Linked DNA regions of Homo sapiens: region 2 is linked to region 1. The links are chromatin loops, found by intact Hi-C in ENCODE. Cell type or tissue: IMR-90. All regions are shown on one strand. Region 1 holds the start of TEX55 (testis expressed 55). Region 2 overlaps UPK1B (uroplakin 1B).

Region 1 (5,000 bases):
CTACATCTTAATGCACTTATTGTCTTCTCAATTAGAATATATCCCTTTTTACAGAATACACTCTTTCTTGTACCTCTTGAAAAACTTATAATTAAAGAGAGGAATTGAGAGGTTTACCTGGAATATTTGCAGAATGTGGTGTTTTTCCATGTATTGGAGTGAAACTTGGTAAGGATCTTCATAAACTATAGAAGGGAACCTTCTATAAGTTTGATTGCGTATATGATAACCCTTTCCTTGGTCAATTTCTGAAAATTCATCCTGAAATTTAAATCCCCCCACCAAAAAGTCCTTAGTAAACCTGAAGGGCCTAGGAATTGTCATTATCAGTGAAACCTGATGTTGATGAGATCTTAACACAAGGAGTTGGAGAAAATACACATTTTTAAGAGAGACTTGGATAATCCTCCAGGTCTCCAGGTGCAATATAATGCACCTCATGTCCTGGGAGGTACCTTAGGCATTGCCAATCAACTTCAAGTACTTTTTCCTTCACAGGGATGTCTAATCAACTCCAAATTCCCTTCTCCTGGTAGAAGCCCAGAGAGGGAAAATGACTTAATATCACAGAGTTAGTTGCAGAACTAGGACTTAAAATGCAGGTTTCCTGAATCCTGGTTTATTAATCCTTCCTGAATGGCCTTTGGGTAGTAGAGAAGGCAATAATTCTCTTTTATTTCCCATCCTTCTCTTGCCCTTCCTGAAATTATGGGTCACACATACCACAACATGTGGGTTTATTCTTTATCCTTGATGCAACATGTGCCCTTCCGTTGTACCCCTATTTTTACTCTCCAGGCCCCGTCTAGATCTCTGATCTCCCAGGTAGGTATCAAATGCCCATTTAACTTACAGATTTGGTTACTATGGCTTGAGTTTTTTCTTGACTGCTGGTATAGTTCAATTTGGATGAGATGGAGGGGAGTCTTGGGAAAAGAGCTTGGTCTTTTGCTTGGAAGTTACTGGTGAATCTGGCATCAACTGGGTTGTAGGGTGGGATAGTGGTTGCATTCTGAGTTTCCATTTCAACTGAAGGCTTGGAATTGAGGTCTACTTGGCTATCCTCAAATTTGCAGGGTTGTACTCTGTAGTCAGCCTCTTTGTCCTCTTTGCTGTTGCCTAACTGGGGAAATATTCTGTCTTCAGACTGGCCACGTGTTTCATAGTAAGACAGCTGGTCTTTATGATTAGCTTGTCTGTCTGCTAAGTGGTCAGTCTGGTCAGATTCAGTGTAGTGAGCATTGTCAACTGGAGGTTGATCAGCATTACTATGAGCTTGGTCAATAGCCTGGTGTTCAGCTAGTTCAGTGGCTTGGCCGTACACTTGGTGGTGAGTCTTTACAGATGTTTTGTGGTCAACGAGGCCATACAATCTGAGGTCAGTCTGCTCAGAAGTTCCTGGGTCAGCCAGGCCAGCCAATCTGTAGTCAGTCTTCTCAGAACTTCTTCTCCTAACTTTCCCTGACATTCTGCGGTCAATCTGTACGGAAGGTCTTTGGTCAGATGGTACGGACGATCCACTGTCAATCTGTACAGAAGGACTTTGGTCAGATGGGACGGATGACCCACTGTCAATCTGCACAGAAGGTCTTCTCTCAGATAGTTTGGATAATCTGTGTGTAATCTGCTCAGAAGTTCTTCGCTCAGCCTCGCCAGACATTCTGCGGTCCATCTGCTCGGAAGCTCTTCTCTCAGACTGGCCTGCCATTCTGTGGTCGGTCTGTCTGGAACCTCTCTGGTCAGATGGCATAGCCAGTCTACCATCAATCTGCCCAGAAGTTCTTCTCTCAGCCTGGGTAGGTAATCTTCGTTCAGTCTGTTCAGCAGTTCTTTCCTCCGTCAGGCCAGACACCTGACCATCACTCTGTTCATGCTGTACATTATTAGCTTGGCTAGATGCCTTGCCTTTAGTCTGTTCAGACGGTGTTTGATTAACCTGATCATCTGCTCTAAGGTCAGAAACATCAGCAGGGTTGGATGCTCTGCGGCCAGCCTGACCAGGTGTACTATGCCCATTTTGTTCAGCTACTCCGTTGGTAGCTTGGCTAAATATGCTGGATTCAGCCTGGCTAGGCACTCTTAGGGCAGTCTGGTCAGCTATTCTGTGAGCAGTGTGGTTATCTGCCTTCCTTTCGGCCTGGTTCTTCTGGTCGTCTTCTTCCTGGCCCTTAGTGTGGCCAGCACTTGAGGGAGCGGCTGGGCTTTCATGTTTCAAGGGTTCAGCCAGAGCCTCTTGCGGAGGCTCTTCCATTTCCTGCCGCGTCCCTGACTGGTCTAGGTTGCCAGGCACTGTGGGTGGGGTTGGGCTGGGTCGTCTAGGCGACCCTCCAGGAACGCCCCATGATTCCCACGGGCTTTGTTCGGGTCACTGCGTGCGTCAGGGAGAGTGGCCGTCCCGCTGTTGTAAGTGGAGGGACGGCAGTCAGCTGACCCTGCAGTGTGCAGGCGAGCGCAGGGAGTACGCCATGTCCTGAGAAGGGGCGATTCTCAGGCTCTGGCAGTTACAGCTTCTCCTCACCCTGCCGAGCAACCAGGCCACGGGGCTCCGTGCATCGCCACCTAGAGTGTTACCCTCTTCCTTGTTCACAGAGGTTCTCCGCAGTGTGTGAGAAAGAGGCCCTCTCTCAGGTACTGCTCCTCTGATTAACATCCCCCACCGCACCTCCAAATGTCAACAGATGAACACACAACCAGCTGCACGAGGACCACAAAACTGAACAGAGGTTGTTGCTATTGCCATCCCCTTTGGGTATAGCTGTCTTGGCAGTGGAAACTCCTGCCCCAAGGTGTTTTCTTGCTGGATTAGACATGTGATCTGTGGCGGGAGAGCCAGAGAGAGGAGAGAAGATCCAGTGAGAATGGGTTCTAAAACTGCACCATCTAGTGGTCTTACAGCAGAGAGGCGAGTTAGAAGGAGGCCAAATCAGAGTTCCAGAAAGGAAGGGAGTAAGGAAAGTGGGAGAAAGATACCAGAAGGAATATTTAGCAAGTGGAGAATTTGTATTTGATAGTGTTGGCCAGTGGGGCCCAGTTTTTGAGATTTGGTCCTCCCACTTTGCAATCAACCTTAAGAATGCACCTCAGAGTCAGTAGGCTGTCTACTTTCAGGAGTAGGCCAGTACAGAGGTGGTGATTGATGAGACAAATTACTTTGACCTTGCAAAGCCTGAAATCACTGAGGCAGGCCAAGGGTTGGTAGTGTGATGCCAGATATTCCTTTAGTAGGGATTTAACTGCATTAAACAATTAGAAATGAGACTTAAAATCCAAATTCAAATACTTGTGACAAAGGAGAGTGGATACACTTGACACCATACTTAGGAATGGAAAGGGGAATCTAAGCACACTGAAGTAAAGTCATTTATGTAACAGTGCCTAGAACATAATAGGTGCTCAAGAAGTGCTTGTTGAATGTCACTTTATGAATTATCTACCTTATTTATTTAAAAATGCATGACACCATTGGATACTGTGTTTAGAGTAAAATAGGTCTTGGGCTATGGCTTGTAGCTTCAAAGTGCTATTGGTTTTGGAGATTTATTTTTCCATTTTATAACTTAAATGTAATAATCATAGAAATATAAAAAAGAAAGCGTAAAGAAAAAAATTCCCAAACACTCAAGAGATAACCTGTATTGACATTTTGATGTTTATCCTTCTGGAAATACCCCCATGCAAATCTATGTGTCTATATCTATAGGTATGTATATATTTTACAAAATGATGATTTATCAATTTGAGATCTTTTTTTTAAATGTAGCTGTTTTATAGTTACAAATTTCCCTCTGAGCTGATGCTTTTGCTGCATCTCTCAAGTGTTTGGTGTTATGTTTTCATTCATCTGAAGATATTTTCTCATTTTCTGTGATTTTTTTTTCTTTGACACATTGGTTGTTTAAAAGTATGTTGTCTAGTTTCCAAATATGTATGAATTTTCCAGTTTTCCTTCTCTTATTGATTTCTAGCTTCATTCTGCTGTGTTCAGAGAAGATACATTGTATGGTTTCAATCTTTTAAAATATATTAAGGCTTGTTTTGTGGCCTACCATATGGTTTATCCTGGAGAATATTCCATGGAAAGAATGTGTATTTGCTTTTGTTGGGTGGAATGTTCTTCATATGCGTTAGGTCTAATTGGTCAATAGTGTTGTTCAAGTCCTATATTTTCTTACTGGCCTTCTGTCTAGGGTTCTACTCATTATTCAAAGTGAGAAACACAAAAAATCAGCCGGGTGTGGTGGTGTGCACCTGTGGTCCCAGCTACTGGTGGGCTGAGGTGGGAGGATTGCTTGAGACCAGGAGGTTGAGGCTGTCTGAGCCATGATTGTGCCACTGCACTGCAGCCTGGGCCACAGAGTGACACCCTATTTCACACAAAAAAAGTGGGGTATTAAAATCTCCAACTATTATTGTAGAACTGTTTCTTTTTCCCTTCAAATCTGTCAATGTTTGCTTCATATAATTTGAGCTTGTTGTTTTCTACAAATAATTATTTTCTATAAATAAATATTATAAACAAGAAGAAATAAAGTCTTCTTGTTTAATTGACGCTTTTATCAATATATAATGCACTTCTTCGTCCCTCATAACATTTTTTGACTTAAAGTCTATTTTGTCTGATAATAGTATAGCAGCTCCAGCTCTCTTTTGGTTATTATTTGCATGGCATATCTTTTTCCCTAGTTGTATTTTCAACTTATTAATGTCCTTGAAACTAAAAAGAATCTTACACTATATAGTTGGATCACATTTAAAAAAATCTATTTTGCCAATCTTTGTCTTTTTATTGGAAAGTTTAATCCATCTACATTTAAAGTAATTACTGCTATGGAAGGACTTCTGTCATTTTGCTATTTATTTTTACATGTTTTCTGTTCCTCAGTTCTTCCATTACTACCATCCTTTGTGTTTAGTTGATTTTTTTTATAGTGTATCATGTTGATTCCTTTCTCATTCCTTTTCTGTATATATATTTTTAGTTATTGTCTTAGTGGTTACTT
Region 2 (5,000 bases), 61 kb before region 1:
TCAAGTGATTCTCCTGCCTCAGCCTCCCAAGTAGCTGGGACTACAAGCATGCCTCACCATGCCCGGCTAATTTTTGTGTTTTTAGTAGAGACGGAGTTTCACCATATTGGCCAGGCTGGTCTTGAATTCCTGACCTCAGGTGATCCGCCTGCCTCTTCCTCCCAAAGTACTGGGACTACAGGCGTGAGCCAATGTGCCTGGCCGATGCTTCTGACTCTTGAGGTAAGAGGGCAGTTGAGTAAGTTGAGTAAGTAGAGGTCTCAGCCAGGAGGGTGCCTTGCCAGGAGTCTCACAGGCAGCAAATGGCAGATTCTGAGCAAAACTCGGGCCCTTTGACTTTCAAGACCATTACATCATATTGCCTTCTTCTTGGCTTCTCTACTTCTTTGTGGTAATTTTCCTGAATGTGTGTCATTGTCTTAATTCCTACAGAGAGTTAGTATTGTCTGGACCCTGGAAAGTGCATTCCTGTTCTCAGCTGCTCTCAGAACTTTGTCCCCAACTCCATCTGTAATTTTTCTGCCCTTACCCCCATCACTTCCACTCAAGCCCCAATGGATAGATTTCCTGGGAGCCCCAAAATGCTCTGTGAATGGACTTGAGTGAGATAAAAGACATTTTCTCCCAGACTTGAAATTCACTTTCCCCAATCCTATTCATATATGCAGTCCCTACCAAAAACCATTAACATGTTCTGCAAGATGAAGCATATTCAGGTACATTTCATAAGTTCTTTTTCACCAATCACATTCTATAACTTAAAAAAAAAACCCTCTATCCTTAGTGCCTTCGATATTTTATGCTATTTCTACCTTCGTTGATTTTTTTGTATATGCATAACCATCTTATACCTGCTGAGAGGGCCTGATCATTCTAAAAGTATACACAAGGGAGTGGTTTAGAGGTTCCACCCCTAGGAAGTACACCTGTACAGGTAAAGCCTCCATTGTTCCATTGATAATTGTTAAGATTTAAATAAAATTATCAAACCTTGTGTGCCCATGTGTGGAGTGTGAGTGTGTGTGTGTGTGTGTGTGTGTGTGAGAGAGAGAGAGAGAGAATGAGAGAGAGATGTGGGGGCTTGGAGCAGAGGTTGGTGAAGGGTGGGACATAATAATAAACTAAGTGCTTGCTCTGTATCAGTTTCCTTGATATAACCTCCTGATTGGCATCTCTTATAGACCGATGCACACTGTACGTATCTTACTGAATCCTCCCAGTCCTGTGTGAGGAGAGACCAGTTTTTCTGAAGCAGGCTCCAAGAAGCTAAGTGACTTGTCAAAGAGCTGGGATTTGGAGCCAAGTACTTTGACTCCAGAGTTCATGTTCTTAACCACTTCATGGTGATGGATAAATAAATACACCTACACCAGGAAGGAATAAATACATCCTATTTCCTAGAGGAAATAAGGATTGGAAGACTAACTTGGAGAGTGTCAATGCTCTTCAGCCAAAACCCCCCAGGAACACATTGCAGATAAATTAATTGGGTTAGAGTTGATCAAAGGGTACAAAATTTCAGTTGGAGGAATAAATTCAAGAGCTCTATTTTGAAAAAAATTGGGATTGTGACTAGTTGCAATCGTTGCAGTGAGTGAGAACACACCATGGGGGATCCATGAAGCAACTCAGTAGAAGGAAGTTAGAATTATTACAGCATTTGGGCTTTGGTTGGGTCATTTGGGGAGGGTCCAAGAAAGGGTTTGCTCTGTTGGATATTATCAGAAAGCAGGGGCAAGTCCATGGTTGTTTATTTCAATAAGTTTTATTTGTAGGGAGGGAGACTAGCAAGAGAATAAAGCTGTAATTGGGAAGACATAGCAGTCACTAATTTTAGCCAAGAAAGCAGGTGTTTGGTTTTTTGTGGGTGGCACAGTGACCTTGTTTTTGTCTATGCATAGACAAAATTATGCAGTGGCCTTGGCTTGCCTCGTTTTGTCATGGTCTCAGAGTGACCCTATGAGGCTGGTATTCTGTGAGATTGTTTATGTCTAACAGGAGAATAGTTGAGCCTAGTTGTGAGTGCCTCACCAGCATCTGTTGCTCTGTAGTTCTTTTTCAAGAGGAACTCAGGGTAGAAACCACTAGAAAGTAGGGCATGACAGTACCATTTCTCCAAACTCCAGGATTTGACTATTTGTGTCTTAACAATGTGGAGTGGGGGCGTGTGCTGGGGGAAGGGTTGGTTGGAGAAGTGTATGGGATCTCTGTTTCTCGGCAAGGCTGCCTTTCTCTACAATGTTTCTGGATCCCTTTACGGGATCTGGCCACTTGAGCCTTATAATACAATAGCAAACTCAGTAGTCTATAGCTACCCTTCTTTGGGGTTCTTCTTTGATTCAGTCTCACTTATACAGGCTGAGAAGGATCTGGAAGAGACACTAGAGGAAATACTAGACCCAGAAGGAGAAAGGAAATTGTTCCATCAATAGAAATGAGAAACCAGCTTAGTTTCTAATTCCTCAACCACAACACAGGTTGTCAGATTGGTTGGGGTGGGGGTGTGAGATTGAGAGGAGGTTAGATTTTCAAGTTCACATGACTAGTATTCCTTTTATGGGTAGCCAGAAAATATCTGATCTTCTGTTTAAAATAGAAGCAGTTCCTGTTTATTCCAGCTGATGTAGAGAAAGAAAAGCTACAAGGCTGACAAGTAGGAGCAATGGGCTTTTAAAAATTAAATGACAGACTGTTTGCCTGCCAGGAGCCTGTGGAGCAATCTAGGGATGGAAATGGCCAGCCAAGAGAGCATGATGACCCGCCTGGCGTTGCAATCAAGTAAAACTTACCCAAATTAGCCTGACACATTTTTGGTGTTAGTAATTATTCTTTGCCCACCTGATAAGCAGGTGTTGAAGAGGGAAGTTTCACAAGATAGTTGTGTCTGGGCCTGTCTCACACTCAGCAAGCTGCCAGATCCCTAGAGCCAAGCCGCCTGGTTCCCCTTTGCCTCCCTGGTTTGCTGGGGCTGGGGCTGGGGCTGAGCCTGGGCCTGCCTGAGCATTGGCTTGGGGCCACTTCCAGTCCCTGGAGCCAGAAGGAAGAGGGGCAAGGCTGGGCCTCCAGGGAAGGTGGAGGGACATGGGAGCAGGAACTGGGCAGAATAGAAACTGTCCTGAGGTTAAAACAGGAGAGCCCTGTAGAGGGAAGCACAGGAGTCCTGAATGGCCAGACTCTCTGCAGGGTGATCCTCAGACCTCGTTTCTGTCTTAGCTGAAAGGTGTGTCCTCCTCAAGTGTTGGAGCCCCAGGACATAGTGGGTGCCTGTGTTTAGGACCTTATTTGGTTTTGGAAGGAGCAGAGCCTGCCCCCATTTATAGTGGACTTTGCACCTTCTATAAAGGAGGCTGAGGCTGCAGGAAGGAAACTAGCTGGAGAGGGGGCAGGGGGCAGTGGCTCACTGACGGCCCCTTCTCTTTTAGTTATTGCTTGGTAAGGAAGTCAGGGGATAAGATTTAAGGAATAGTAGGTGGGCCATCTTGTCCCGCAATGGCTCTTTCATGCTCCCACTGCTGTGCTGGATTCCACCAACTAGAGATCAACCTCAGTTATCAAGAAAACGTCATAGAGATTGAGAGAGTGGAGTTGAGTTGTCACCCACTCCTTAGTATGAATTGGTTTCCAAAAAGGCCTTCCCCTAACCTAGCCGAGATCTAATCATAAGAAGGGAATTTTGCTACTTGGGTGGCTGAGGCAGGAGAATCGCTTGAACCTGGGAGGTGGAGGTTGCAGTGAGCCGAGATCGTGCCATTGCACTCCAGCCTGGGCAACAAGAGTTAAACTCTGTCTCAAAAAAAAAAAAAAAAAGGGGGGGGGGGAGGGAGGCGGGGAATTTTGTATGTAGAGAGAATTTTGGAGCATGAAGCCCTGGAAGGGAAGTAGGAGTGGGTTTGGGGCAGGAATTGCTCAGGCAGTCGGGAGGTGAGGGCACTGGAAAGCCCAGTGAGTGGTGGAGGCAAAAGGCACCAGAACACACAGGAGAGAGTGTGCGGAGGAAAATGAGAGCACGGCTGTTTCAAAGCTTTGCCCAGAGGAAGCTCCTTCCCTGTCCTCCTGTCTTCTAAAGGACCACAGAGAGAACCTTCTCAGCCAAGCACAGGTGTCATTTATCTCGATATCCCATGATCTTCATTCAGGAGAGACAAGGCAGGCCAAGGAGAGGTGAACTGGCTGTGCTGTCAGGACATGGACATTTGGTTCCCTCTCCTGGGAATCAGGGATCGGGCTCCTGCGCCAGCTTTACAACCAAGGCAAGTCCCCTCCAATCCTCCTTGTCTTTCCCCTACCCCCACGCTCAGCCTCACTCACAGGTACCCGGTGGGGGCATGGGATGGGGGTGCTGCCTGCGTCTGAGTCAGCTGGGAGCAGGACGCCAAAGTGTTTTCTTCATGAAGGACACACAGTTCTGCAGTTAGCATGGGCGAGGTTTCCACTGCTTTCAATTGCATGAGGTAAATGATTTGAAGAGCATTAGTCTCATCACTGCTTCTGGGGTAAGTGTAGCAGGAGCAAAAAGTAAAAGTGAGCGTAGAAGTTCCCACCGTTTAACTGTAAGGCAGCGTTTGCCAGCATCCAGCAGGAAGCCACACCCTGTGTCTGCAGTTTCTACCTCCTCCACTTTAATTCCCATGCTTTAGGCTTTTCTGTTGGAAAACCCATTTTGTTAGACTCATATATGACATTGGTAAAAATGAAAGTGAACAGATTTTAAAGCTGTCTTTACTTATAAGACCAGACAAATGTTGAGTTATAAGAATTTCCTTCAGGACCACAAATGGAAACATAGTGCAGATGAGAAATATTTTGACAGTAAACAGAAATCCCTGTAAATCACCCCATTCTATTGGCTGGCTTGCTTCTCTCCAGTTTGAAATGGTCTCAAGCTGAGACCATTCAGGGCAAAGACTGAGTAAATATATAACAGGCACCTTGTCTGTCCCCAGAAGTCCCCACGCTTTTTTGTTTGTTTTGAGACAGAGTCTGGCTCTTTCATCCAGGAT

Evidence for each region. Peaks named below come from ENCODE experiments on the same cell type or tissue, not always from the same donor. Only the 100,000 strongest peaks of a DNase experiment are listed, where the experiment ranks them.
Region 2: a loop joins it to region 1, with 5 times the contacts of the local background. A loop is called at or near these places in 10 of 110 quality-filtered maps.

What each region holds. Positions count from the first base shown.
Region 1 is chr3:119,143,441-119,148,440 of GRCh38, reverse strand. It overlaps TEX55 (testis expressed 55), which reads right to left and starts at 2,276. Exons shown (of 3, transcript NM_152539.3): 1 at 854-2,276; 2 at 118-261. The coding sequence starts at 2,251. It also overlaps a transcript of IGSF11 not described here. RefSeq lists a silencer at 2,725-3,019. In IMR-90, a CTCF peak has its summit at 2,878 (motif pointing left); a DNase peak (open chromatin) is centred at 2,870.
Region 2 is chr3:119,204,845-119,209,844 of GRCh38, reverse strand. It overlaps UPK1B (uroplakin 1B), which reads right to left. Exons shown (of 8, transcript NM_006952.4): 8 at 4,702-5,000. Among named protein-coding and RNA genes, the nearest start is that of B4GALT4-AS1, 19 kb to the left of the region's middle. RefSeq lists enhancers at 2,447-2,971, 2,972-3,498. In IMR-90, no CTCF peak of the experiment used is centred here; no DNase peak of the experiment used is centred here; H3K27ac peaks cover 458 bases.